Linked DNA regions of Mus musculus: region 2 is linked to region 1. Evidence: chromatin loops called from intact Hi-C (ENCODE). Cell type or tissue: gastrocnemius. All regions are shown on one strand. Links, peaks and the distances in the headings refer to the core of each region. The heading gives the core; the rest is flanking DNA.

Region 1 (15,459 bases), core at 5,832-8,331:
TATATAAAGCAGTGGCTTTATAAAGTGGATGGCTTTTGAAGACTGAGGTACTTCACACTGAGATGTTCTTGTAAAAGCAACATGAAAGGGCTGGTGGGAGGGTTTTCCTATACAAACTCAAACGGTAAAATGGGTTGTTTGACTGGAGACTCTTTTATTCAGAGATTGATGGGAGAGAGCAAGGGCAGTTTCCACTCTAATACAATGCCTTATGGAGTATTAGGACCATGGATCAAGAACAACTTGCAGAGCTGAAAGACAACATATAAAAAACAACTTGACAGGCTTCTCAGTTTCTGTTTTACCACTGACACAGAAACACCTAGAAGATTTGACTAAGTCAAGAAACCTGATAGGTGTTCTTTTTGTATTTCTACTATATAAAAATTAAGTGGCATGGTCAAGTTCAACAACAATTCTCCATCAAAAATCAGGAAGACATTAAGTATATCACTGTTTTAATGTCATACAAACCTACAAACAACTCGACTGCAATATTCCCTGGGTAGAAGAGGAATCTTATACAGACAGCACATCTTCAACTAGGGAAAAAACTTAGTATTTTTGTCTCTGTAATCTCATCTGTTTCATCACCGTTTCCCTTTGCATCCCTCAGTCCTCCAAGGTGTGCAGTTTGGAGCAGACAATATAAATGGCTGTGTTTTGCTAGTATCAGTAAGAAACAGCTAAACGCTGTTGTGATGGCGTTTCAAGGAGGGAAGGCATTCCTCTACATTCTCAAAGCTTCTGGAATCCCAATTCATATTTGTAACCAACCATTTTGTCTGGCGTCTAAGACAGTAAGCAACTTTATCAACACTCTTGCCATTGTTCTGGAGGTATGTGAATGCAGTAGACTGGGCTGGGTTTATCTAACCAGAGCTTATCTACTGCTGTCTTCTCACTCCTAGGGACCATACAAGTGTTCTGCCCTCTACATTGCATCCTTCATCCTTATCTACAGCTTCAACAACAGGTCTACAATCCTCTATCTTGCAATACTCCTCATATTGACAGCAAAGATAACTCTATAGTCTCATCCCTACAAGTCTGAAATCCCAATCCCTATGAATATCAGCGCTCCTGGAAGTGCAGAGACATCCAATTCCTTTTTGGAGTTTCCATTTCTACTACGTTCTCATCTAACTTATTTCCCCTTTGCTCTTATTTTTATGTTGGCTTATTCAGATGTGAAAATAAAAACATAACAAGAAAAACAAGCACATAGCAGCATCCTTAAATCAATACAGATATAAAAGAAACTGAGATAAAGAATTGATAGCCGGGTGTGGTGGCGCACGCCTTTAATCCCAGCACTCAGGAGGCAGAGGCAGGCGGATTTTTGAGTTCGAGGCCAGCCTGGTCTACAAAGTGAGTTCCAGGACAGCCAGGGTTATACAGAGAAACCCTGTCTCGGAAAAACCAAAAAAAAAAAAAAAAAAGAATTGATAATAACAAAACCATTAAAATTGAAATGAATACTCACAACTGACTCCTACAGCTAACACTGCTGTGTTCACTGTCAGTGACTGCAACAGATACAAAGGACCCAGGAACTAGTAACAGTGACCATCCCTAACACCCATGAAAAGAATAGCACTTTTCCCTGCTGCTTTATACTGACACCGTATTTTTTTTTTTCCCCACAGTGCACATACTACTGTGGGAGCCTAGTTCTCAAACCCAGGTCTGCTCCAGCAGCTGTATGACTCAATCATCTAAGAAAGGAAGTGTGTTTCACATTACCACTACGTAGTAACTAACAAGAATCAATTCCCTTCTGCTTTGATTCTCAGTTTTGTTTTGTATCTTTCTACACACAATATAAACAAAATAAAAAGGATAATATGAAGAAGGCAGAGAGGAAGAGGAGGGAAGAGATAAGAAAGAGAAGACCAGCAGATACAGAGAAAGACTGCCTCGGGCTCCTCAGGAACAATCGGAACTAATCGATGGTATCAGACACACATGTTAGAATGGTTGGGTCACGAGACAGTAAACAGGCAGCACTCAAGAATTCTAGGAAAGTAGTTCTCAGAAACACACCAAAACACTACTTTTAAGGGCTAAATTACTTCTATAGTCACTACGTTTAGATCAGCAGCTAGGATATCAAAAGGCTCAAGAGACAGCAGCAGCAATCTTACCAAAGGTAGCTGTCCACAGTGTATTTATTGTACTGGATGCTTAGATGATATAAAAGACTAAAAGTCTAGAAATGTACTTAAGTGAAAGGAGGCCTGGACTTACAACTTTTATCACCCAATTCCTATAATAAACAGACTACTAAACTACCACACACTAAAAACTCAATAGATGCAGGTGCTTCCAAGCCTGTTGACTTAAGTTTGATCCCCAAACCCTATAACTCCTTCAAGTTGCATATGTTGTTGTAACTTTCCCCCTAATACTACTACTATGCTCTTATTTTTCTGAATATCATGTAAGAAACATTGAGAAACAAGTCTTTAATTCCCATAAGTATCAAATGTTTTATCTATATCTATGTAAAATCCCTCCACGGCTTGACCCCCTAGACGAATATCAGATGATTACACGTCTGCCTTTGTTTGCAAGAATGTATCCATTAAATGCATGAAAAGAATATCTCGCCAGGCGTGGTGGCGCACACCTTTAATCCCAGCACTTGGGAGGCAGAGGCAGGCGAATTTCTGAGTTCGAGGCCAGCCTGGTCTACAAAGTGAGTTCCAGGACAGCCAGGGCTACACAGAGAAACCCTGTCTCAACCACCCCCCCCCCCCCAAAAATCTCAAAGACAAGTAAAAAAATTGAGGAATGTCTTGAGGGGCTGGAGAGATAGATGGCTTACTGACACACAACCTGACATCAACTCCTGGGCTCCTAAACTACAGCTTGTGCTGCCATAATGATCTATCTTTAAGTTTAATAAAAAGGAAAGGCAGGGAGTCAAAGTAAGAACAAAAGCAGTGGATAACAGAATGAAATATTAAGACAGCAATGAAAGAAAGCTGCAATGCTCCGAAACCCGCCGCCCTGGTAGGCACCGTAAAGCATCACAAGCGCTATCATGTTTGTAAAGCACACAGTGGAAACACGTAACCGACACTTGCTCTAGAACTTAGGACCTGCAGATAAATCTCCCAGAATTAACAGGATCTAGCTATTCTGGCTTTTAAACAATATTTAACTCCAAAGTCAAGGTCCCAAAGCTCTGAAAATCATAAAGTTTTCCACAGTGTTTTATTTTTAACTACTGCCTCACAGACAAATCTAAAAATATCTGTTTCCCTTTACCAAAGGAATCAATGCTTGTATGCCAGACACTCAGTGACTTGAGTGAGGAGGACTAAAGGAAGAGGTTTAATCATGCCGCATCATTCCTTGTGAATGATAATGATGCCAGACCTCAAGGTGTGGCCTGAGGACCAAGGAGTGGTCATTTCCATCATTGTTTTTAATCAAGTCCTAACTCAGTAGAATCGTAAGTTTACAACAGCTATTAGAAATATCCCCTTAGGCTTGGTATGCACAAGCACATGCTGTCAAGTGTGAGGACCTGAGTTCAGCCCTGTAGCCCACATGCTGGGCTTAGAGAGATGTGGCTCCCACAAGTTGATCTCTGACCTACACAAACATGTGACAGTGCATATGCTCCCCCTGCAAATAGACAAATATCCTGTAATTTTTAAATCTCCCACTATAATCCCTGCAGTATACAGACAGTAATGAAAGAAGGTAAGGATCCAGATAGAGTGTAACTGTGAAAATCATTCTAAGCTATGGAATGAACATTAACTCTAGAGCCTATAAACGTGTATGACTTAACTACTGCTTACTGTTTTAATCAGTCATCACCAGGATTGTACAATAACAAAAGGTATTACTAGAGAAAATAAAGATGGTTGACTAGAGACCTGAAATCCTTTGCTATGGAGACTATGACTTTTTCTTGGGGCGGCAAATTCCTCAGGTAAGGGCACCTGTCAAGCAAGCCTAACAACCTGAGTTTAATTTCCCTAACCCACAGTGAAAGAAGAGAACCAACTCCTTAACGCTGTCCTCTGACCTATACACATGCACACACACCTACATGCAAGCCTACACCCACACAAAATAAAAGTTGGGGGGCAAATTCTAGGCACTAGATAATAACACCTCATTAACTACTGACGCTTCCATTCATCCTAAGTTAATTGTAACCAATGACTGTCTTTCCACAGCCATTCAAAACCACACCTTCCCTGTACTAACCCTAAGATACTATATGATACACACACACACACGCACACACACGCACACACACATTCAACCACACGCACACGCAGTCACATGTTTTTTCAATAAGATACATAGAAACATTTAGCTAAGAAAACTAAAAAAACTTGTCAAACATTTAATAATATATATAGGCCATATAAACAATCTATTCACAAATCATGACCATGTTTCTACAGCTTAGGAAGAACCAGTTAATGATATGGTGAAACACTGATTCAAATTTTGAAAAACAAGCTTTGAAGAATACTCTTTAATATAATGAAAAAAAATAATTACTAGAGGATTTGGCTCTAAGGAGTCAGTACCATAGAAAAAATACTGTTGAGGTTTGGTCTTGCTTTGTATTGTAATGCTAAGTGTGGGCCCCCAAGACCTGGGGTCTGCACATAGATCCAAGTGACTCTATGTGGCCTTGCCCCCAAGTTATGTCTGATTGGAAAACAAAGATGCCCACAGCCAATAGCTGGGGAGAAGAGACATATGTGAAGTTTAGGATTTCCTGGCTTGGGACCAGAAAATCATTGAGAATGAGAACAAGGCGAATGGTGGAGAAGGCACAAGAGAACATGGCCCTGAGGGCTGGCCAATTGGAGTTATGAGCAGCCCAGATGGAACATACTAAGTAATAACTCAGGGTTATTGATAGGAAAGTAGATTCTAATAGCACAGCAGGTAGGTATCTGCCCAGCTGTTGTGCTGTTTAAGGCTTAATGTAAAAACAAAAGTTGTATGTGTCTTTCATCCAGGAACTGAATGGTCAAAGGCAGGGTAGAAACCCCGGGTTGGGATTAAAATTTTCTACAACAAATATTTGCATAAATAATTCAAAAAACAATCAAATAAACACTATGATTGAGGGATAACATGACCTTTGTGGACCTTGATATGCAGAAGAACAAAGACAGGGATTGGTGGCTTGAGTACTGGGACTACACACACACACACACACACACACACACACGTTAGGAAAAGACAAGCAGAAATTATAACCGGAATTCAAGAGATGGAAATGTAAAAAGTCCAGAACTCAGTAGCACAAACTGTGTCTGTGTGTTATATTGCCTATTTGATCATTTCTAGAGAAACAGAGTAACTTGAAGAAACCAAGAACAAACAAGTACATGTTCAAAGAAAGAGAAGACTCAAAGTCAACTTAAGAGTCTTAGAAACCGCTGGAGAGATGGCTCAGCAGGTAAGAGCACTGACTGCTCTTCCGAAGGTCCTGAGTTCAAATCCCAGAAACCACATGGTGGCTCACAATCACCGTAATGAGATCTGACAACATCTTCTGGTGTGTCTGAAGTCAGCTACAGTGTACCTATTTATAATAATAAATAAATCTTTTAAAAAAAGAGTTTTAGAAACCAGAAAGGTAGGTATTTTATGGCAGGGTGTGAATTCAACTGTTGACACTAGGGCCATCAAATACCTTACACTATGCTTGCTGCTACACACTTATGATATGCACACTGTTTCTTTCCCCCTCCAGGACCCTACCCCCTTACTTCTCCCGGACAATTCACTGCTACAGCAACTGGATGAAACAGGGTTATGGGACCTAACACCAGGTTGCCAGACACAGAGGGGCTCAGGCCTGGGCTATCCATGGGATAGGAAAGGAGACTCTGTATTAAGGCTGTCAGCTTGAGCAGGAAAAACAAGCTGATGGTGAACCAGCACAGATGTCAAGGTTCAAGCAGGGCATGGAGGGGACATAAAGGTGAGAAAGGGCGAAAGGAAGAGCGCAGCAACCAGCCCTGACTACGACAACGAAGTTCAGTACACAGAGTGGACAATGGCCAGAAGGGAGACTGACTGAACGCATGGCCCTGATGTCCCAATGCCCGCAATGCTTCTGACTGCACACAAATCTATCTTGAGAATTATTAAAGAAATAACTGTAGTTTTAGAGGCCTGGAGAACAGCTCGGTAGTAGAGTACTTGCTTAATTTGCAGGAGACTTTGGGTTCAATCCCTAGCAAAACACACACACACACACACTTTTGTTTGTTTGTTTGTTTGTTTTTTTGACTTGGGGTCTCTTTGGCTAGCCTTGAACTCTTAGAGACCCATCTGCCTCTGCCTCTCCAATTCTGGGATTTCACCACCATGCCCAATAGAAATTGATTTCAATCTCTCTTCCACTTCCTGAATTTTCCATTTTCCTATTACAGACACGTATTACTTTTCTGACTGTGACAGAATATTTAGAAAAATCAAGAGAAAACAATAGTTCATATTCTCAAGAACCAGTAAGTGTCAGGTTAGGACTAAGCAGCGTGGTTTTGAATGCAATCTCACATGAAGACCGAGTAGAAGGAACCACACAGTGGGGAAAGCAGCTACAAATGCTCATTAATAAAGTCTCTGGTAGAAAACACGTTAAGAGTTTTGGGTTTTGGAGAACCATTTAGCTAAAAAGCTTAACAAAACAGTCAAATATTTAAATCCCACAAAAGGACATAGTCACACACACACAGAACATTTCAAAACAGAAAAAAGATGAAGAACCAACACACTAACACATGCCATTTGCACAAGGAAACACCATATTCCAGGTAAGATTCTTGTGGCAGAAAAGACTCAGCTGGCTCACAAAGGACCAGATGGGAGCAGAGGGAAGAGAGCCTGACAGACAGATGTAAAGTGGGACTGGGAGATGGCCAAGTGCTGAGGGAGCCAAAGAAAACCTTCCTAACTCCATAACAACAAACAATGGTTGCCACCTGAGAGGCAAAAATAGTCATGAATAACCTTCCTGCCTGTCCACTCTCAAGGTAGTGACACAAGTTACACTGTGTCATTTCAAGTCTCATATTAACTACTAATGAAAAGCCAACAACTTTAATACATAAGGTCTTGATGAATTAAATCTTAAAAGCATGTACCATACTTATCTCTTATACACTTAGGGAAAATGAGATCACTAAGCATAAAAGGCCTAAAGTTCTGCTGTGTTCTGAAGTGACTCCCACACTCCAGGTCCATGCTATTTGATCCAGCATATCTTCCCCCAACCCCACAAAGACCCAAGGCCAGACATCCAACTCCAGCTGAGCCAAGCAGGTTGTCTCCTCCTAAAAAATGTCAAAGAAAAGTATGACTAACAGAATGAAACAAAATAAATATTACAAGCTCAATAGAAATATTTGTGTACACTGCTGTGGAGAGTGGCCAGGCCAGTCTTTCCGTCTGACATCTAGGCTGTCAGTAGTTGGCAGTTCACATGTGCTGGGAGAAGCAGAAGCAGGGTACAGCAGTGTTGTTTCCTGGCCCAACTTTAAAGAGAGCTGGTAATGGAAACCAACACCACCCTGCATAATTTACAAGAACTGTTTACTTTCCAGCTTGCTGGGACACCAAGTATGTTCTCAGTGGTTTTATTAAAGTACTGTCTGATTAATAAGTTTTCCTATGAAGTTATCTGAGCAAAGATAATTTAAGGTCTACTTTTCTATTTAAACTAACTTTGGATCATGAATTGTGAAGAGTCTACTAGTGAGAACATAAAAGATTTAGTACTCTGTGGGGCGGTGAGCTGTGCACAGATAGCCTGGTCTCAGGTCTGAGCACAGGCCTTGAACCCCTGTGATCCAGTAGGTGGCTTCTGCCTACTAGGGATGGCAGATATTCAGCCAAGCCCCCTGGGCCCCCGGCCCCTTTTCATAGCTACAGCCTCCCACAGCCCCCGGCAGAGAGGAGTGTGGCCATCAGTCACTTCGGCAATGCCCAAGCTCCTGGTATTCTGTCTGGATTCCACTCTTACAGTTATCTGGCAACAGCCAGGCATGTTCCTCCCCATAGTTACCTTGCAACAGCCAGGTAGGGTCCCACTATAAAAGGGGCTCTTTGCCCCTTCCTTTCTCTTACCCTCTTTCTCTCTTTCTCTCTTTCTTTCTCTCTCTCTCTCTCTCTCTCTCTCTCTCTCTCTCTCTCTCTCTCTTTTTGCTCCCCCTCTCCCCTCTCTCCATGTGGCCGTGGCCTGCCTCTACTTCTCTACTCTTCTCCCTCTCTCTATCTTTCTATAATAGATGCCTTAAAACCATGGACTGCCTCTTCTCATCAGGATCTGATGTGTAGGAGCAATGGAGCAGGTCTTCGCCTAATGAGCCTTGCATCTAACCTCCCATGGGAGGTCTCCCTGTGTTTCAGCCACGGCTGCCAGCCAAGTCAGCTACCCACCAACCAGCCAAAGGACTCTCCACCAGATAACTAGCTGTTGGAGCCTTCCTCCTGCCCTTTTCCCTTCGGCTCCAGGCCAGAGCCAGCCCTGCAGGCCCCCTACTCCGTTCTCAGCTCTTCCACGGCATTCAGTGACATCTGCAGTGCCCAAGAGTGAGAACCTGTGGGTCTAGACCTCTGCGTGGGCCGGGACCCCCAAGCCAGCTTCCAGCAGGTCCACAGGGACCTCAGACTGCACCTTCCCCAGTCCCAGAGGAGTGTCTCACAGTCCAGTGCCTGCCTGGCAGGGGCTGTGGGATGCGCGCAGTCAAACTTCCCACATCCACCTCCATGAATGGCCCTAGCCCTGTGGCGAGCTGGATGCGGGACCCCATTTTTGACCCACAGTATTCTACTAACAATAAAAAAGTAGTTCAAATATATTTTTATTATCCAACAAGAGGTCAAAATTCAACATGTAAGTTCTAACAAATCTACCATATTGATTCTTAAAGTTTTTAAAGTCAAATCAATACCACTCAATTACTGATTATTTAGATTTTTGATGTTATTTCAATTACTATAGAGTAGAAATTATTTTAAAAATTGTTTAAACTATTAAAATAGCTTTCAAAAGCTATATATTAAAAATATAGTTTGGTCTTAAAAACTAAAAGATGACTTTCTTTAGCTCTAAGTAAACTACAGAAAAAGACCAAACACAAACTTTACTTCATCTTTATTTTATCACCAAATAGTGTTGCTCATATTTTTATAACAAATGTATGGGGGGGTGTAGTGGCTATTCCTGGTTGTCAACTTGACAATATTTGGAATGAACTACAATCCGGAATTGGAAGGCTCACCAGTGACCCTTATCTGGAGGCTTGGAGATCCTTATCTGGATCTTGGTTTGAAGATCTTGAGCCATAGTGGCTATGGATTCCAGAAGATTGAATCTCCGAGTTAAGGAACACACCTTTAATCTGGGCTATGCCTTTCATCTGGGATTAAAGGTGTGGTGGAACACACCTTTAATCTGGGCTACACCTTTTGCTGGAGACAATATAAGGACATTGGAAGAAGGGAGTCTAGCTCTTGCTCTTGCTCCTTTGCCTGCTTGCTGCGTGAGACTGAGTAACTGCTAGATCCTTGGACTTCCATTCACAGCTGCGACTGAACAATTGTTGGGAATTGAGCTGCCGACTGTAAGTCATCAATAAATTCCTTTATTATCTAGAGACTATCCATACGTTCTGTGACTCTAGAGAACCCTGACTAATACAGAAGTTGGTACCAGGAGTGGTTCTAGAGTAACAGAAGTACAAGGATGAATCTTTTAAAATACTGGAATTGGCTTGTTGATCCACCAGCACTTTCAAATATTGAAACCTCTCCAGATTCTCTCCCTCCTGGGAGCTCAGAGAATTTTGAAGACCCATGGTTGAAACTATATTCCGAACTTAAAGAAGCTAATGCCCTTGATTTTCTTAATGAATTGGGTGATTCAGTGCACAAAGCTTTCTACAAGATGGGGAAAAAATCGAAAAATGATTTTACTGGCTGGCTGCTCTTAGTATCTGTGGAAAAAATGATGAATGAAAGGAAGGAGTTGTGTGATAAAATCGAAAGGCTCCAGACACAAGTAAACGATCTAAAAGTTGCTAAGTGTGTCCTTGAGGAGAATCTTCTCTCTTGTAGCAATAGAGCTCAAGTTGCAGAAAATCAAACAGAAACTCTCATTGTAAGGTTGGCTGAACTACAGAGAAAATTCAAGTCTCAGCCTCAGAGTGTGTCGACAGTTAAAGTAAGGGCTCTAATTGGCAAAGAATGGGATCCTACAACATGGGACGGGGATGTGTGGGAAGACCATGTTGAAGCTGAGAATTTTGAATCCTCAGATTCTCAAGGGTTTGCCCCACCTGAGGAAGTAGTACCCTCAGCCCCACCTCTTGAAATAATGCCTTCCCCACATGAGGAAATTAATTTTGCAGAGTCTGCTTACGGCCCACCAATAGTTTCTTCTAGACCTGTAACCAGACTCAAAGCAAAACAGGCTCCTAGAGGGGAGGTAGAAAGTGTAGTCCATGAGGAAATTCGCTACACTACTAAGGAGCTTAATGAGTTTGCTAATTCATTCAAGCAGAAACCTGGTGAATATGTGTGGGAATGGATTTTAAGGGTGTGGGATAAGGGTGGAAGGAACATAAAACTAGAGCAGGCTGAGTTTATTGACATGGGTCCTCTGAGTAGAGATTCTAGGTTTAATACGGAAGCTCGCATAGTTAAAAAAGGTGTCAAAAGTTTGTTTGAATGGTTGGCTGAGGTGTTTATCAAAAGATGGCCTACTGGAAATGACTTGGAGATGCCTGATATTCCATGGCTTAGTGTTGATGAAGGGATTTTAAGACTTAGGGAAATTGCAATGCTAGAGTGGATATATTGTGTAAAGCATAATTGTCCACAATGGGAAGGTCCAGAAGATATGCCTTTCACCAGCTCTATAAGACGCAAATTGGTGAGAGGGGCACCAGCACATTTGAAGGGTTTTGTTCTTTCCCTTTTCCTTGTGCCAGATCTTAGCATTGGAGATGCTTCTGCTCAATTAGATGAATTAAATTCACTGGGTTTAGTTGGATTCCGAGGTAACAAGGGCCAGGTGGCAGCATTGAATCGCCCGAGACAAGGTGATTCTAGTTATTATAATGGACAGCGTAGACAAAAGAATGTTTATAATAACATACCCAGTAATGGTCAGCACAGGAGAGGTGAAATTTATAATGGCATGACTCGGTTGGACCTTTGGTACTGGCTAACCAATCATGGTGTTTCCAGGAATGAAATACATAGGAAGCCTACTGCATATTTGTTTGATCTGTATAAGCAGAAAAATTCTCAAACAAATGAAAGAAAGGCTACATTAGATCGTGGAAAACAGCCAAATGAAAGAAAGGCTACATTAGATCGTGGTAAACAGCAATCTCGGCCAGTGAATCAATTTCCAGACTTGAGACAGTTTGCAGATCCAGAACCCCTTGAATGAAGGGGTGGCCAGGTTCCGCTGAGGAAGGATCTTGATAAGACACTCAAAGGTTTTGCTGTTACCCTTTCTCCAGTTCTTCCCCAGAGGGACCTACGGCCTTTTACAAGGGTAACTGTACACTGGGGAAAAGGAAATAATCAGACTTTTCGGGGTCTGCTGGATACTGGTTCTGAGTTGACACTGATCCCAGGGGATCCCAAGAAACATTGTGGCCCTCCAGTTAAAGTAGGGGCTTATGGAGGGCAGGTGATTAATGGAGTTTTGACTGATGTCCGACTCACAGTAGGTCCAGTAGGTCCCCGGACACATCCTGTGGTGATTTCCCCAGTTCCAGAATGTATAATTGGGATAGATATACTCAGAAATTGGCAGAATTCTCATATTGGTTCCCTGAACTGTAGAGTGAGGGCTATTATGGTTGGAAAGGCCAAATGGAAGCCTTTAGAGTTGCCTTTGCCAAAGAAAATAGTGAATCAAAAACAGTATCGTATTCCTGGAGGCATTGCAGAAATTACTGCCACTATCAAGGACTTGAAAGATGCAGGGGTGGTGGTTCCCACCACATCTCCGTTTAACTCTCCTATCTGGCCAGTGCAGAAAACAGATGGATCATGGAGAATGACAGTTGATTATCGAAAACTAAATCAGGTGGTAACTCCAATTGCAGCTGCTGTACCAGATGTAGTTTCGTTACTTGAGCAAATTAACACATCTCCTGGCACCTGGTATGCGGCTATTGATCTGGCAAATGCCTTCTTCTCAGTACCTGTCCATAAGGACCACCAGAAGCAATTTGCTTTCAGTTGGCAAGGCCAACAGTATACCTTCACAGTTTTGCCTCAAGGATATATTAACTCTCCTGCCCTGTGTCATAATTTAGTTAGAAGGGATCTTGATCGTTTGGATCTTCCACAAAATATCACATTGGTGCACTATATTGATGACATTATGCTGATTGGATCAAGTGAGCAGGAAGTAGCAACCACTTTGGACTCATTGGTAACACATATGCGTATCAGAGGATGGGAAATAAATCCAACCAAAATTCAAGGACCATCTACCTCAGTGAAATTCTTAGGAGTCCAGTGGTGTGGGGCATGCAGAGATATTCCTTCTAAGGTGAAAGATAAGTTATTGCACCTGGCCCCTCCTACAACCAAGAAAGAAGCACAACGTTTAGTGGGTCTATTTGGATTCTGGAGACAACACATCCCTCACTTGGGTGTGTTACTTAGGCCTATTTACCAAGTGACTCGGAAAGCTGCTAGCTTTGTGTGGGGCCTGGAACAGGAGAAGGCCCTTCAACAGGTCCAGGCTGCTGTGCAGGCTGCTCTACCACTTGGACCATATGACCCAGCAGACCCGATGGTACTTGAGGTGTCTGTGGCTGATAGAGATGCTGTTTGGAGCCTCTGGCAGGCCCCTGTAGGTGAATCACAGAAAAGACCTTTGGGATTTTGGAGCAAAGCTCTACCATCATCTGCAGACAACTATTCTCCCTTTGAAAAGCAGCTCTTGGCCTGCTATTGGGCCTTAGTGGAAACTGAACGTTTGACAATAGGACACCAAGTTACTATGCGACCTGAACTACCCATCATGAGCTGGGTACTATCAGACCCTGCAAGTCATAAAGTGGGACGCGCACAGCAGCAGTCTATTATCAAATGGAAGTGGTATATACGTGATCGGGCCAGAGCAGGTCCTGAAGGCACAAGCAAGTTACATGAAGAAGTTGCTCAAATGCCTATGGTTTCTACTCCTGTTACAATGCCATCTGCTGCCAAACATGTGCCTATAGCCCATGGGGTGTTCCCTATGATCGACTGACCGAAGAGGAGAAGACTAGAGCCTGGTTTACTGATGGCTCTGCACGTTATGCAGGCACCACCCAGAAGTGGACAGCTGCAGCATTACAACCCCTTTCTGGGACAACCTTGAAAGACACAGGTGAAGGGAAATCTTCACAGTGGGCAGAACTTCGGGCAGTACACATGGTATTACAGTTTGTTTGCAAGAAGAAATGGCCAGATGTACGATTATACACTGACTCATGGGCTGTAGCCAATGGATTGGCTGGATGGTCAGGGACTTGGAAAGATCACAATTGGAAAATTGGTGAGAAAGACATCTGGGGAAGAAGTATGTGGATAGATCTCTCCAAATGGGCAAAGGATGTGAAGATATTTGTGTCCCATGTAAATGCTCACCAAAAGGTGACTTCAGCTGAGGAGGAGTTCAATAATCAAGTGGATAAGATGACCCGTTCTGTGGACAATCAGCCTCTCTCCCCAGCCATCCCTGTCATTGCTCAATGGGCACATGAACAAAGTGGCCATGGTGGTCGAGATGGAGGTTATGCTTGGGCTCAGCAACATGGGCTTCCACTCACCAAGGCTGACCTGGCTACAGCTGCTGCTGATTGCCAGATCTGCCAACAGCAGAAACCAACACTGAGCCCCAGATATGGCACCATTCCTCGAGGTGACCAGCCAGCAACCTGGTGGCAGGTTGACTACATTGGACCACTTCCTTCGTGGAAAGGACAGCGTTTTGTTCTTACTGGAGTAGATACTTATTCTGGTTATGGATTTGCCTTTCCTGCACGTAATGCCTCTGCTAAAACCACCATTCACGGACTGACAGAATGCCTCATCTATCGTCATGGTATTCCACACAGTATTGCTTCTGACCAAGGAACTCATTTCACAGCCAGAGAAGTACGACAGTGGGCTCACGATCATGGAATTCACTGGTCTTACCACATTCCCCATCATCCTGAAGCAGCTGGGCTGATAGAAAGATGGAATGGCCTTTTGAAGACGCAGTTACAGCGCCAATTAGGTGGTAACAGCTTGGAAGGCTGGGGCAGAGTTCTTCAGAAGGCAGTATATGCTTTGAATCAGCGCTCGATATATGGTACAGTTTCACCCATAGCCAGGATTCATGGGTCCAGGAATCAAGGGGTGGAAAACGGAATAGTTCCACTTACTATCACTCCTAGTGACCCTCTAGGAAAATTTTTGCTTCCTGTCCCCATAACTCTAGGTTCTGCTGGCTTAGAAGTTTTGGCTCCAGAGAGGGGAGTGCTCCTACCAGGAGCTACAACAAACATTTCATTGAACTGGAAGCTCAGACTTCCCCCTGGTCATTTTGGGCTTCTAATGCCCTTAAACCAACAGGCTAAAAAAGGAATAACAGTGTTAGGAGGGGTGATAGATCCAGATTACCATGGGGAAATTGGATTACCTCTTCACAATGGTGGTAAGCAAGATTATGTCTGGAGTGCAGGAGATCCCTTAGGGCGTCTCTTAGTACTACCATGTCCTGTGATTAAAGTCAATGGGAAACTACAACAGCCTAATCCAAGCAGGATGACAAAGGACGCAGACCCATCAGGAATGAAGGTATGGGTCAATCCTCCAGGAAAAGAGCCAAGACCTGCTGAGGTGCTGGCTGAAGGTGAAGGAAATACAGAATGGGTAGTAGAGGAAGGTAGTTATAAATACCAATTAAGGCCACGTAACCAGTTGCAGAAACGAGGATTATAAAGTAATATGAATGCCCATTGTAAATTTACTAATGCGTTTGCGATTGTACGAGGGATAGTTATATCATGTTAGGCGTATTTACAACCTTGTTATTGTTTCATGTGAACATGAGATATTATTTGTGTCAAGTTGACAAGGGGTGGATTGTAGTGGCTATTCCTGGTTGTCAACTTGACAATATTTGGAATGAACTACAATCCGGAATTGGAAGGCTCACCAGTGACCCTTATCTGGAGGCTTGGAGATCCTTATCTGGATCTTGGTTTGAAGATCTTGAGCCATAGTGGCTATGGATTCCAGAAGATTGAATCTCCGAGTTAAGGAACACACCTTTAATCTGGGCTATGCCTTTCATCTGGGATTAAAGGTGTGGTGGAACACACCTTTAATCTGGGCTACACCTTTTGCTGGAGACAATATAAGGACATTGGAAGAAGGGAGTCTAGC
Region 2 (15,459 bases), core at 5,995-8,494, 56 kb after region 1:
GCCTCTGCCTCCTGAGTGCTGGGATTAAAGGTGTGTACCACAAAATGTATAGTTTTGATACAAATTAATTTAGTACAAAATAGCTATACAAAACATTGCTGGAAGAAATCAGAAATTTGAAAAAAAAAAAAAACATTTTATGTTCCTTGATTGAAAGACTTGATGCCATTATGTACACAATATCCAAAATAATCTACAGATACAATGTAACACCTATTAAAATTCCAATGGCATGTTTTGCAGATACAGAAATTTTTACAGTAAAATTTATATTGAATTTTACAGGGCCTGAAAAAAACAGTTTGATCTGTAAGATTCAAACTTCCTGATTATAAAATAAATTGCAAAGCTATAATGAAAACAGTTTGGTACTGACAAAAAGGTAAAACGACAAATGAAACAGAATTAAGACTTCAAGAGCATGGTCTAATAATCTTTAACAAAGAAAGTAAGATCACTCAATGGCAGAAGGACAAACTCTTCCATCACACATACTAGTCTGAAATATAGGGATCTGTATACCATTGTTTTACATTATATACTAAAATTACTTCAAAATTAATTGAAGAGTTAAACGCAGGTCCTTAGATTATAAACTATGTAGGAAAAAGCACAGAAGTAGTACTTCCCGGCACTGGGGAAGGGTGCAGTTCAATAGGAGTGGCTCCCCATCAGTAACAGCACTTGTGGCATGGTCAAAAGCCAAAGCTTCACTCCCTCCATCCAAACCAAAAGGTTGTCAGACATAAGAAGCTAACAGAATTCAGCAGCAGAAACTTGGCACTATGGCAACTATGACTGTAAGGCCTTCAAGCAAAATGAAAATGACATCAAATACAAAACTATGACTACTGAAAAAAACGTAAGAGCTCTGAAAATAGTGAATAAATTTAAGAACCCTTTCCCCCTAAATGTTCTATATATTTAACAAAATTGAAAGAAAAAAAAAAAAGCTACAAAAATACTTTGTTTTGTTTTTCAAGAAAGTTTCTCTTTGTAGCCCTGGCTGTCATGGAGCCCAGTCTGTAGACCGTGCTGGCCTTGAACTCATAGGAGTTCTCTCTGCCTCGAGTGCTGGGATCAAAGGTAGGGGTGTGACACCACAGCCCAGTGAGCATACCAAGTTTAAAAGAGAACCAGAATGTGGTATTTCTCAATATAAAACATTGTTTACTTAAACATAAGTTACACACTATCCAATACAAACAAACAATGACAATGACAATAGCTGATCTACAAGGCAAAAAAGAACAAATAAAACAAACAGCAAGATGTCAGACTTAGTAGCAGAGTTTAAGAAGCAAAGGCAGAGTGACCTCTGTGAGTTCCAGGTCAGGCAGTACTACACAGTGAGACCCTGTCTCAATAAACAAGTTGGTAGACTTAAACTATCACATTAAATGTAAATGGAACAAATTAATTAGGAGAAATGATAAAGTGGATTCTGAAATGCAAGCCAAAGTTAAATGTTATCACCTGGAGCTCATTTAGACATTTAAGTCTCTGGGCCTGGTGTGTGCTGGCCAGCCAATTTAACCAACTGGTGGGCTCAAAAGAGACACTGCCTCAAAGAACAGGGTGAAAAAGTTATTGAGAAAAACAGCTGACAATGACCTCTGGCATCCACATGCACGTAAGCATACACACAACACATACATCTATCTATACATATATGCACAAATTAATAAGTAAATCATAAAAATTAAAACAATATACTATGCTAACAGTAATCAAAAGAAGCTCAAAGGCCATGTAAAGTAGGTTTCAGTCCAAAGTATATCACCAGAAATAAGAGGTGCAATTATATAATATAGAGTAAAGGACTCTAATTCACTGAGAGATCATACGATCCAAAGTATGAATACATGCAGTACAAGAATTTCAAAATGTATTTAGGAAAAACTGAAAGAAGTGCTAGGAAATCAATCAGTCCACAGATAAAGAAAACAAGTAGAGAGAGGGGAAAAAAAAATCAAAGAATATTAAAGAGTTAATGCTATCAATCAATTTAACTTCATTAGAATTCCCGGGATTCTTTTCAAGAGCACGTGAATCATTTAAGACAGAGCTCTGCCAGTGTGGTGGCACACAGTGTGGTGGCACACATAGGTACTTTTGGCCCTTGGGATGACAGTCAGAAGGGTTACCACAAGTTTCAGTGTGGACAGAGCTACAAAATCAGACCATCTCAAAAACAAAATTAACCCATAATAAGCAGACAGATGGACAGACCATATCAAGGGTTAATAAAATAAGTCTTCTTAAGTTTAAAATGGGACCAGCAAGATAACTCACCAGGTGAAAGTGCTTTCCAACAAACCTGACAGCCTGCATTTAATCCCCGGAACTCAGGGAAAGGGAAAAACAAAACCCTCCAAGCTGTCCTCTGACATCCACACATAAGCCACAGCACGTACACAGTGCCCATGTGTCCTTGAGGGCAGCACACATACATACACATGCAAGCACAAATATACACAAAGATAAATGAATATTAACTTTTTCAATAAAAAAAGATATACCAAGATCTGTATAATCAAAAAGTGAAATAATCAAAGTAGTATTTAGAGGAGCTAATGAAATGAGCAGTTCATAAAAAAGTAAATGGCCAATAAATGTATGAAAAAATCTCTCATTTCACTAGCCATCAAATCAAAATTGCAAATGCAAAGTAAAACCACAGTGAGAGTCTCCCTTGTTCCAGTCATCACCTCAGTTAAGAAGACAAGTAACAACTGCAGGTAAGGCTGCAGACAAATGGGAACCTTGAATGACAGTGGGCATGTAAGCTGGCACACAGCCACTGTGGAGGTCTGTGGAGAGGTTTCATAAAAACACAGCAGCAGATCTTCTATGAGTCAGCTCTATGACTCCTGGGTATATATATACCCATAGGACTCCAAGCCAATAAATCACACAGATCCTTGCACATCGGTGTTTACTGTAGTACTACTCCCAATAGCTAAAGTATGGGACCATCTGGGTGTCCAACAGGATAGATAGGAAAACATGACACATGCACACCATGGACCTTTTTTCAGCCATAACAAAGTTCTGTCCTTTGCAGGATGCAACTGGACATAATCACGCTAATGAATTAAGCCAATCTCAGACAAACAAATATGTTTTCTCTTATTTCTGAGTTCTAGATTTCATACACACACACCATAAAAAACAGAAATGCCTAGGGAGTCAAAGGGCACTAGCAGGAGAAGGGAGGGCAGAGACAAGAAAAGGAGTGAAAATATGCTCTCTATACAAGATATACACATACAAATGTTTTAAAAGTAATCTTGTTTCTCTATGTAGCCCTGGCTGGCCTGGCTGGCCTGGAACTCAGAGATTCAGCTGCCTCTGCCTCCCCAGTGCTGTGATTACAGAAGTACACCACCACACCCGACTAAAAGTAACATTTTAAAGCACCATGTTTCAGTCAGGGTTTCTATTCCTGACAAACATCAGGACCAAGAAGCAAGTCATAGCAGCCTTATTTATAATAGCCAGAAGCTGGAAAGAACCCAGATGCCCCTCAACAGAGGAATGGATACAGAAAATGTGGTACACAATGGAGTACTACTCAATTATTAAAAACAATGAATTTATGAAATTCTTAGGCAAATGGATGGATCTAGAGGATATAATCCTGAGTGAGATAACCCAATCACAAAAGAACACATATGATATGCACTCACTGATAAGTGGGTATTAGCCCAGAAACTTAGAATACCCAAGATACAATTAGCAAAACACAAGAAAATCAAGAAGAAGGAAGATCAACGTGTGGATACTTCATTCCTCCTTAGAATAGGGAACAAAATACCTATGGAAGGAGTTACAGAGACAAGGTTTGGAGCTAAGATGAAAGGATGGACCATCCAGAAACTACCCCACCCAGGGATCCATCCCATAATCAGCCACCAAACCCAGACACTATTACATATGCCAGCAAGATTTTGCTGAAAGGACCCTGATATAGCTGACTCACGTGAGGCTATGCCAGTGCCTGGCAAATACAGATGTGGATGCTCACAGTCATCTACTGGATGGAACACAGGCCTCCAATGGAGGAGCTAGCGAAAGCACCCAAGGAGCTGAACATATAGGTGGAACAACAATATGAACTAACCAGTACCCCCAGAGCTCGTGTCTCTAGCTGCATATGTAGCAGAAGATGGCCTAATTAGCCATCACTGGGAAGAGAGGCCCCTTGGTCTTGCAAACTTTATATGCCTCAGTACAGGGGAATACCAGGGCCAAGAAGTGGAAGTGGGTGGGGAGGGGAGGAGGGCGGGGGGAGGGTACAGGGAACTTTTGGGATAGCATTTGAAATGTATATAAAGAAAATATCAAATTAAAAAAAAAAAGAAGCAAGTTGGGGAGGAAAGGGTTTATTCGGCTTACACTTCCACATTGCTATTCATCATGAAAGGAAACCAGGACTGGAACTCAAGCAGGTCAGGAAGCAGGAGCTGATGTAGAAGCCATGGAGGGATGTCCCTTACTGGCTTGCTTCCCCTGCCTTGCTCAGCCTGCTCTCTTATAGAACCCAGGACTAGCAGCCCAGAGATGGTCCCACCCACAAGGGGCCCTCCCACCCTTGGTCACTAATTGAGAAAATGCCTTACAGCTGGATCTCGTGGAGGCATTTCCTCAACTGAAGCTCCTTTCTCTATGACACAACTCCAGCTTGTGTCAAGTTGACACACAGAACCAACCAGTACAAGAACCTTGCCAGAGATGTCACTGGGAATGGTTTTTTGAGCTTTCAAAAGTCCATGCCATTCCTAGTTAACTCTCTCTGCCTTGTATTTGAGGATGAGATATAAGTGCTCAGGCCCAGCGTTAGCACCATTCCCGCCGGCTACCATGCTTCCCACCACGACAATCATGAACTAACCTAACTCTTGAAACTGAAGGCCCCAGTACACTCTTCTAAAAGTTGCCTTGACTATGGGGACTTCTGAAGATGGACTAAATGCATTTTGCATTACGATGCGGCTACAAGTATATAGAAGCCAGGGAGTAGAATGTGGTGGTTTGCCTGAGAATGCCTCCCATAGGCTCATACATTAAAATGCTTGGTCCTCCAGTCGGAGGTTTCAAAGGCTCACACCACTCCCAGGTAGCTTTCCCCTCCTCCCGTTGCCTCGAGCGTGTAGATGAGACATAAGCTCTCAGCTACTGCTCCAGTGCCACGCGTGCCTGCCACCCTTGTTCCCTGCCATGACAGACATCATGTACTAGCTCTCTGAAATTGTAAGCCCCCAAAACACTCTTCCCTAAGTTGCCTTGGTCATGGTCCTTTGTCACAGCAGAACAGTAACTAAGACAAGGACCCAGTAGATGATAACTCAGTGGGTTAAGCACTTGCCACACAGGCCTGACTTTCTTAGACTGAGCCCTGAAACCCATGGAAAAGTAGAAGAGAACCAACTGCCCTCTGACCTGCATACACACTCACGCTCATGCATCATATGCAGATATAATAATGAAGTTAAAAAGCATTTTGAAAATTAAGTAATTAATCTCATTAAAGATTTTAGAAATAAAAGTCTAGGAGATGGCTCAATTCCCAGCTTCCCTGCAAGCATGAGATTCTCAGACCTGTTACCCAAACCCAATTAAGCCAGGTGGTCGTCGGTCCACATGTAATCCCTGCACATCACCTGGGTGGTAGACAGGAGAATCCTGGGCTTGCTGGCCAGCAGGCTAGCCCCATCAGTGAGCTCCGAGTCCAGTGAGGATAGGGCTTAACTGAGGAAGATACTCAATGCTAACTTCTGTCCTAGGTTTATACACAAACATGTTCCTGTGCACACCCCCACACACACACACAAATGCATGTATATGGAAAAATATTTCAGAAATAAGATGAAGACTTAAGGAAAAATAAGTTCCTTTATCTATATGCTTTAATCACATCGCTGAGACCCAGTTTCATTAAGTTTATGTTCTTGACATTAAGAATATTAAACTCATTACATATATATGTGGTTCTAGTAATTTTTTACTAAACACTGCCTATAAATGACTAGCAGAGTATTGCTTCTTCCTGAGTTATTTTTGCTATTTTCTAGTTCTGTTACCTTGTTCTGGAGTTTTCTATTAGGTCTGTTGATTATTTTTGTTTTGATTTGTTTTGAGTCAGGGTCACCTCATGACGTAGCCCTGGCTGTCCTAGAACTCACTACATAAACCAGGCTGACCCCAAACTCAGAAATATATGCCAGCCTCTGCCTCCCAAGTACTGGGATTGAAGGAGTGTGCCACTGCCACCAGACTGCTTTCTAAAGTTCAATGCAGACAAAGAATCACAACAGTCAGCTTTTGAGAAAGTCTAATGAGTCAAATACTATGTCAAGGTGTCTAAGAGCTCACTTAAGTATTTTAACATCAAAGTGCAACAAGATAGACATCTGCATTTCAAGAATAAAACCAAACTTCAAAAAAAGTTACTAAATGAACCCAGAGTTGCTGAATTGGTCAATGACAGAATTCAGACCTAATCCTCAATCTGTGGAAGACTGTAACTTGTGCACATAACTTTCAAATATCTTTCATACAGTTTTGCTATCTTTTATTGTTTTATTATCAGCTCATTTGAGGTTTTTTATTAAATGTTATCAGTGCCTACTATTAGTCTTCAAAATTTCTGCAGATAAACTCCCAATAGTTCTTCTACTGCTTCTACATCCAGAAAACTGCATTCTTTTCTTTACTTCCTCTCACTAAATGTCAAATTTAATCTAGCTATGATTATTATCAGGGAGTTCTTCAGCCACAGCCATTTCCTGCCCCAGTTCAAGTTCACTATTCAGAATTAAATCCAGCATATTTTCTTTCTTGCCGAGGAAGAAAATACCTGCTTTAGGAAGCAGTCAGCATTTTCTTTGCAAACCTATGGATTTTTTTTCCAGCTACTTGCATAACACTAACAACCTGAACTGAAAATACGGCTGTCCTAAATGTCACCTGTATGTGCATCTTACTCAGATATTTCTGGTGATCAAGTGAGGATGGTTCAGTTTTATATACCCAGTGTCTGTAGAGTTCCATGCTAACAAGATAAATATAAACATGGACCCTTTCTCTCAGTTTCAAGTGCAGTCCCAATTGAAAACATTCTGCCCCACCAACCTATCCCACGCTGGTTTTAAGATAGTAAGCGGCTGTGCTGGCACATGGCACATCCCTTTAGTCCCAGACAGAGTAAGTAGAATCTGAGCTCAAGGCCAATCTGGTCTATATGGAGTTCCAGGCCATCTAACGCTACATAATGAGACCCTGTCTCAAAAAGGAACAGAAAGAAAGAAGGGAGGGAGGGAGGGAGGAAATCGGCTGATATAGGAGTTTCTAGACTAGGCAGAGATTAGGAACAACAAAAGCCACTTTAAGATTCCTATATAGCCGGGCGTGGTGGCGCAGGCCTTTATAATCCCAGCACTCGGGAGGCAGAGGCAGGCGGATTTCTGAGTTCCAGGCCAGCCTGGTCTACAAAGTGAGTTCTAGGACAGCCAGGGCTATACAGAGAGACCCTGTCTCGAAAAAAAACAAAAAACAAAAACAAAAAACAAACAAACAAAAAAGATTCCTATATAAAGGAGGCAAAATAGAGTGCAAAGGCTTCTGCCAGTGTTTTGTTGTCTTCATATACAGCTTAGAAAGAAAAAGCTCAATGAAATGGTGACTAATCAGACATGTTTAAAAATGTACTGAATAGGCACTTGGAAAATAAGTGAAGGGTAACTATTAGGTAAAAATATAACAGACAGACTGCTTCTCTAAGTGTATGTCATAGTTTAAGTGAGAACGGCCCCCACGGGCTCACTTATTTTAGGCCCTCCAGTTAGCAACTGTTAGAGAAGAAAGAGTTAGGAGAGATGGCCTTGTTGTAGGAGTTACGTCACTTGGGGGTAAAAGCCCATTTATTTCCAGTTTTTCTCTTTCTTTCTGCTTTAATGCTCGTGGATCAACTTGTAAGTTCTCAGCTACTATTTCAGGACCCTCCAGCTGCCTGATGCCAGCCTCCCCAGACCATGATGGTCACAGACTCTTCACCTATAGAACCATAAGCCCCAAATTAAATACGTTTTATAAGTTGCTTTTGGTCGTGGTGTTTTGTCACAGTAACAAAAAAAAAAAAAAAATAACTAAAATGATTATTTGGCAATTTCTGATTTTCAAAATCGGATATACTCACTCTGCCGAGACACAATCTATGCAAATCAGCATTTATTGTTGATATACAAGGACTTATATATAATGCTACAATTCCCATTCTCTCAAGCTAGACTCATGGTGTGAGACTGTCTTCTCCTGTATGGAGTATCTTCCTTCCTTCTCTATTTATGGAAACTACTTAAGTCTCCAATGCTCAAGAAAGCTCCTCCCAGAGGCCCCTGGTCCTGTGAAGGCTCTATGCCCCAGTGGAGGGGAATGCCAGGGCCAGGAAGCCAGAGTGGGTGGGTTGGTGAGCGGGGGGAAGTGAAGGGGGTAGGAGGAGGGTATTTTCAGAGGGGAAACCAGGAAAGGGGTAACATTTGAAATGTAAATAAAGAAAATATCTAATAATAATAAAAAAAAGAAACCTCCTCCCTGGACCTCCCAACCATTCTCTTAAAAAATAAAAGATACATGTTCTTCCTTCTTTGTTCAGTGCTTATCATTTTATTTAGTACTTAATATTCACTTACAAGTACTATCCTCTCTGTTCAACAAATAAGGAAACTGATGTGGTATCATGCTCACAGTAAAAAAGATCAACAGGTATTCAAACTCTAGTGACTATCTTGTTTTGGTTTGGTTTTCTTTCTTTCTCTCTCTCTCTCTCTCTCTTTCTTTCTCTCTCTTTCTTTCTCTCTCTCTCTCTTTCTTTCTGTTTTAAGTTTACATTGATGGTTTGCCTGCATGTATGTCTGGGTGAGGAGGATGTTGGATCTCCTGGAACTGGAGTTACAGTTATGAGCAGCCATGTGAGTGCTGGGAACTGAACCCAGGTCTTCTGGAAGAGCAGCCAGTGTTACTTTTATGCGCACTGATGTTTTGCCCGCATGTGTATTTGAACCTTGGTCCTTTGGAAGAGCAGCCAGTGCTCTTAACCAATGAGCCATCTCCCCAACCCCTTTGGTTTGGTTTTTGTCGTTATTGCTTTAAAACAGGTCTCATTATGTACACTTGGCTGTCCTAGAATCCAGACATCTCCCTGTCTCTGGCTCTCAAAACCTAGATAGAATTAAAGGCACATGCTACCACACGTGACCCAAGTACCTATCCTTTAAACTCTCCATAAAGTCAGCCAGATTCCACACAGTCACAACACAGTAAGGTGCTATCCTTTGTTTAAGTATCGCTCCTCTTAAACCGCTGACTCCTGCCTGGCAGTCCTGGGCGGTGGTGGCGCATGCCCTTAATCCCAGCACTTGGGAGGCAGAGGCAGACATATTTCTGAGTTCGAGGCCAGCCAGGTCTACAAAGTGAGTGCCAGGACAACCAGGGCTACACAGAGAAACCCTGTCTCGAAAACCAAAAAAAAAAAAAAAAAAAAAAAAAACAAACCCGCTGACTCCTAAGAAGAGTGACAGTGATTGACTTCGTCCCTACATCTTTAACAACACTCAAAATTGCGTTTACACAGTGATCTGAAAGTGTTTCAAGAGAAAGAGCTTGGACTCAGCTTATCACCCCGCAACACTGTTGTCTATTAGTCTCTTTCTACCAAGTCTACTCCCATTTAACTGTAGTCCAAAAGCATACTTGAAATGTAGTCCTTGTAATTAAATTGGTTACAAGTGAATCTATCAACTTATTACCATTAAAATCTCGAACCATTAGTTAACTAAATCTTAGTTGTAATAATAGAGAATAGTAATTACTCATTGGATTATGTGACATAATATAATATATAAATAATCCAACTAATTTATGATCTTCATTTTTTTCAACATACTAACATAAATTCTCTTAGTGACGATATATGCATTACATATTCCCTACAATTATACATAAACTGAACAAGCCAAAAAGGTTTCCACTTAAAAACTGTTCAGGTCATCTTTATTTTTAGCATCAACTCTCCAGTGCCAATTTGACCTTTAAAATATTTAACTCTTGCAAGCTTGGCTATGCAAGACTGCCCACACAGTTAGATGCACTTGAAATAAATACATTTTTATGATCTACTACAATATACTAAAACTCAGAATCCTCGCCACCCAACATTAGATAGTTCTGATACTATCTAATGCATTCAACTGCTTCCCTGTGCAGGAGGCAGACTACTTCCAAAGAGGGAAAAACTTAAGAAATTTCCTGGAACCACCTTGTTTTCTGGTTCCAGACATGGCTCAGTCTACCCGGACCTCCTGATTTCTTTCCTCTGGGGTCTAGAGTCTGAATCATAAAACTCACAGAAACACCCGTTTCTTTCCCTTTTAATCTATAGCCTGTACACCAAACCTAAGTTAGGACTTGAGCTAAAGTGCACGTGGAAGTCCAGTGTTAGGAAAAACGATTTACAAAAGTACCTAGCAAATTCATAATCACTTAAAATCAAAGACTCGGAAAAAGAAAAAAGGCAAGAAACGCTTAAAAATGTTTGATGAAAGCAATAAAAAATTACTAAAGTATTACACGTAAAGTAACATCAAAGTAAGCAACGTCTACCACTGACAAAACAATTGTAAATTGCATACCTAATTTACATACACCCAAGTATGTAAAACCCACAAGGAAGATTAATTGCTCCACATTGTACTTTCCCAGTAGCACATGTTAATACAGTCCCCAGGTGTTCTCCGGACAAAAATAAAATGGTTAACAAAATGATTCCTGAAGTTTAACAAGGCAGTGATGAGTTAGAAAGCACAATACCAGAACAATACTAGAACGCTGGCTGTCAACACGAGGCGGAAACAAGGTGAAGCATGCCTATGGACCACTGCATTGTTTGCAGACCTGAAATGCCCTGCCAAGGCCCACGCGCGAGACTCGGGTAGCCGCCCCTCCGCGGTCGCTGTAGGAGCCGCAACTCCCGTGCGCCGGAGCTGCGGGAGCAGCAGCTGCCCTTCCGCGCGGGCAGTGCCTGCACGCAGGGCGACCGCTCCGCGAGCCCGCGCGCGCCTCGGGCCGCTAGAGGACCTCGCGTGGGCCCCGGCCCGGCCACCCGCCGCCCCCACACGCCCTCTGGGGACCGCGCGACCCCAAGCCAGAGGAGCGCAGGGGCGCGCGCGCCCACACCGCGCCGAGCTCCGGCCCGCAGCCGCCGCGCCCCGGCGAAGGGAGGGGGCCGCGGCCGAGCGGGGCCCGCAGGTGCCCGTGGCAGGGGGCGCCACGGCGACCACGAAGCCCGCGCCCCCATCCCGCCCGCCGCTCCGCCGCCCGGTCCGCACAGCCCTGGGATCCTGTCAGAGTGCGGCGACCTCCACATGGCCCGCCGAGCATGGAGCTGTGGCGCCTACCGTAGCCGCCGGCGCCGCGCCGCTGGGAAGCGGCTAGGAGACGCGCAGAGTCGCGAAGGCTAGTGCCGCCGCTGGAGCCCAAAGAGCTACAGCCCCGCCGCCGGCGGCGCGCTGCCTCCACCCTCGCGCCGCTCGCGCCGCCCGCACCGCGCTCCGCCTCCCGGGACGCCCCGCCTCCTCCGCGGCTCCTCGCATGACCACGGAGTCTGCGCCGCAGCCCGCAGGTTACGGGACCGGGCGAGAGGGGTGGGAGGGTCCCGGCGAGCGAGGGCGGGCCCGACGGCGGGCGTGATCGGAAAACTGACTTTTCTACCAACCTATAGGACTAAGGGGCGGGCCCAGGGGGCGCGGTCATTGCCTCCCTTTTTTATCGCTCTAAAACGGAGGGCAGTCAGTTACTGGCGGCCAAATGAACCAATAAACAAGAAAAACGGGCCCGTGAGCGCCGAACGCCGTTCGCTCTGCTCTCCGGGATAGGCCAAGGGCGGCGGGAACAGCCCCGGATGTGGGCGGAACCTTGAGGTGCGGAGGGCCTCAGCTGCGGCTGTTTGGAGAGGCGGAACTATGTCTTCTCCTTAATTATCATGTGAGGGCCTAAGAATTTAATGGGGGGAAAAGTGTGGAAGAGGATTAGGATCCAAACTGGCGGATTTCCCGACCTTCGCTGCCCTCTCGGCTCTCCGGCCAGCCGCTCTACCAGGTGAGTCGGGAGCTCGGCCCTTGTCCTGTCCGTGCTGCCTCCGGGTGACCTCACCCCTTCATGCTGCGTGCGGGCGCGTTTGCACGACGGCTATGGGATGCGTCTTGCAAAAAACGCATTAAATTCCAGCATGAGTTTGGGAGAGTCCAGATATTCCCGCGAAACCACCATGGGCATTTCCAAACCAAAGACCAGGATAGTTTAGCAGGATCCTCACGTTCCAGGGCAGATGAGCCCTAAAGTCAACCAAGTTGTAAGCAGCGAGGCCACTTATTTTGAGAAGGAAATTGTGAGCTGGTTAAACAGAGCTGTCTTCGGGTAAGGAGAGTTCATTTATAAGTATTAAGAGTAGCGGGAGAAGGGAAATGGAATGGTATGGGAAGGACCTTGGATGAGTCTACTACGCACAACTAATTACTAGATGCAGGTGTGTATTTCCATGTGTGGGGAAAGAAACTCTGAAGGTTTCAACAATGGATCCGGAATCATACGGGCAAAAAAAAACAAAAACAAAAAAACACCTTCTGTGTACAGATATAACCACCTTAAGTGAGAAATATCTATTGAGCAAATCTTAGCCTTGGACCAACACATAGAGAGAAAATGGTGGTAAAAACCAAATAAATTCTATTAAAACAGTATGTCTTTGTAAAATTGGAACCTTGTATTACCACTGTAGTTCAGCGTATGTAATCCTTAAACGTCAGTTAAATGTCAGGAAGGTCATCTCCATTGTTGAGAATACTTTTCTACAACCGAGTTTTGTTTCCACCCACAATTATAAACTTGTAACCGCAATAAGCTTAGGCCCTGGCCTCCTTTCACCTCTTGTCCTAAAATGCCTATAGTCATTGCACTCGACTTGGCACTTGTTCCTGAAGGGGGTGGGGATGGGGGAGAAAAAAGTTTGTATTATCCTGTACCATATAGAAAAGTTGTGTTTAAGGATATTAATAATCACAAAACTTTGTTAAAGGTTCTTTAAATTGACCAAATCAGAGGTTAGGACTGAGCAAACATAATTCACAGGATTAAAAACACACAGTTAATTAAGCAGTCTGCCCACATCTCCACCTCTGCTTCCAAACTTAATCTCATTCCATTATATTCTATTTTTTGTAAAAGACTGGTACAGAAAATTGCCTTCCGTGACTTAACCTAATGTGAGCAGTTCCTTATACCCCTGTGCCTTTAAGTCCTAGCAGAGTCAAGTCAGGTAGCTCTTTAGATAGAGTTCAAGGCCAGGCTGGTCTATGTAAGCAAAGTTCTAGGCTGGCCAGGCTATGTAGGCAGAGCTCTGTCTGCCAAATCCCTGCAGTCCAAAGCATTTGCAAACTAAACAAACTGCTAATAGTTGAGAGTGAGAAGGTGCTAGGACATCAGCATCCAACTGCTAAAGTTCAACAGGTGTGTGTTTACCAAGATTAGCATCCTCGAGATGTGCAGACTTTAGCAATAGATTGACCACAGCTCTTCTTGTCTGTCCCTGCTTCTCCTGCATCACTCTCACCTTTTGTTTACCTCTCCCCCTGGTGACCTTTCCCTTCTCTCCTGTGTGCCTGTCTTCACTCTGTCTTTTGCCAGTGGCTTTGTCATGGAGATTACTTTCCTACTTAGTTGTTCTTGGGATGGTAAGAGCAGGTAAATGCTGCACTTGCCACCCAGGCCCATGGCCTGAGCTCAGTCCCCAGGACCTGGGTGGTGGAAGGAGAGAAGGAAATTTTCCTACTTGTGCCTCTCACACTCTCATGACCACGTGATCAGAGGAATAAAATGTTACTCAGCTTTTGCCATTTCCTTGCCCTCTGTTGAGTAAGCTGCCTTACTCCACTGCATGTAGTTTGCCTTCTGATTCCCATTGTATCTGCCCTTCCACTTAAAGGTCGCAAGGCTTCGATTAAAAAAAAATCTTGAAATGTAAATCCATACATGAAGATTAGATACATCTTTATACCTTAAGCTAAGGTATAAGTTAATGAATTCCCAACTGAAAGTAGAAGTTCTTAAGAATTATCTTAGTGATACTAGCATTGAAAAAAAAATAAGAGAAATTAAAAATATTCTGGCAGTGAGAGGTACTGGGTACTGGGCTTTCCAAGCATAAGGATGCATTCTAGAGTAACAGAGCTAAGGTTCTGGGTAATGGAAAGATTGCTTGTTGGCTAAAAATGCTTGCTACTCTATCAGAGGACCTGAGTCAAGTCCCAGTACCTACATAAGGCGATTAGGACTGCCTGTAACTCTAGTACCAGGCGATACCAACCAGGGGTGCCAGGTAATCTTCACATTCAGAAGGAATCTTAGCACTGAACATTTTTTTTCTGGGCTCATGTGGCACACACATGTAGACATACACATAAAAAGTTTTTTTTAAAAGAAATCTATTTTAAAATAAAAGAGAACAGTGATATAAAAGTTAGCCCCTGTCATTGGATCTTTAAACACTGGGTAATAACAAAATCCCAAGTTTTTTAGTGGTCTGCTCTAGCAAGGAAATACTTAAAAATACAAGAAACAAGGATTATGTGCAAGTATAGTTATCAGTCCTGTGTGGATTATTTAGCCAGTGACACCTCTTCAGTCTTGCTGTTTATAAAAACTATATAAAGTTTATATCAGTCATTCTATCCTCAAAAACTTCATTATGCACCCAGCAGTGGGGCACATGCCTTTAACCTCAGTGCTGAAGAGGCAGAGGCAGGTGGATTTCTGAGTTTGATGCCAGCCTGGTCTACAGAGTTTCAGGATAGCCAGGGCTATACACAAATCCTGCCTCAAAAAACATGTTTCAATGTGTTGACCTCGGGTGCTTTATTTTAGCACCTCTTGAAATTAAATGCAAAACTCTTAAGTTTGCAAGTATGCAGAGAGGTTAAGAACATCCCTGTGGTGCATCGAAAGGCTTGACTTGGACCTGATAACACTGAAAAGGAACCAATTGCTCATGAATGAGGTTCATGCCCAGTGTCCACACTATCTTAAGTCAGTCGTGGACTATAAGAAATGGTGCAAGGACTGGAAAGAGAGCTTCGCAGTTAACACAGCTAAGAACATAGACTGCTATCTAGGCAGTGGTGGAGCATGCCTTTAATCCCAGCACTTGGGAGGCAGAGGCAGGCAGATTTCTGAGTTCGAGGCCAGCCTGGTCTACAGAGTGAGTTCCAGGACAGCCAGAGCTACATAGAGAAACCTTGTCTCGAAAAACAAAACAAACAAAAGCCAGACTGTTCCTCCAGAGGACTGGAGAGCTGTTCCCGGCACCCACTGTTGGGAGGCTCACAGCTGCTTAAACCGCGCTCCGGT

The links. A loop is a pair of places that touch in the nucleus more often than their neighbours do. Peaks named below come from ENCODE experiments on the same cell type or tissue, not always from the same donor. Only the 100,000 strongest peaks of a DNase experiment are listed, where the experiment ranks them.
Region 2: it touches region 1 in a loop (4-fold over the local background); 2 of 42 quality-filtered maps call a loop at or near these places.

What each region holds. Positions count from the first base shown.
Region 1 is chr5:20,814,372-20,829,830 of GRCm38, forward strand. All of the region lies in intron 2 of Phtf2 (putative homeodomain transcription factor 2), which reads right to left. Among named protein-coding and RNA genes, the nearest start is that of Gm42219, 14 kb to the left of the region's middle. In gastrocnemius, for the core only: no CTCF peak of the experiment used is centred there; a DNase peak (open chromatin) is centred at 6,914; H3K4me3 peaks cover 704 bases; H3K27ac peaks cover 2,500 bases.
Region 2 is chr5:20,870,500-20,885,958 of GRCm38, forward strand. Phtf2 (putative homeodomain transcription factor 2) reads right to left here and starts at 11,625. Exons shown (of 18, transcript NM_172992.3): 1 at 11,457-11,625. Tmem60 (transmembrane protein 60) reads left to right here and starts at 11,954. Exons shown (of 2, transcript NM_177601.3): 1 at 11,954-12,156. In gastrocnemius, for the core only: no CTCF peak of the experiment used is centred there; no DNase peak of the experiment used is centred there; H3K27ac peaks cover 2,376 bases.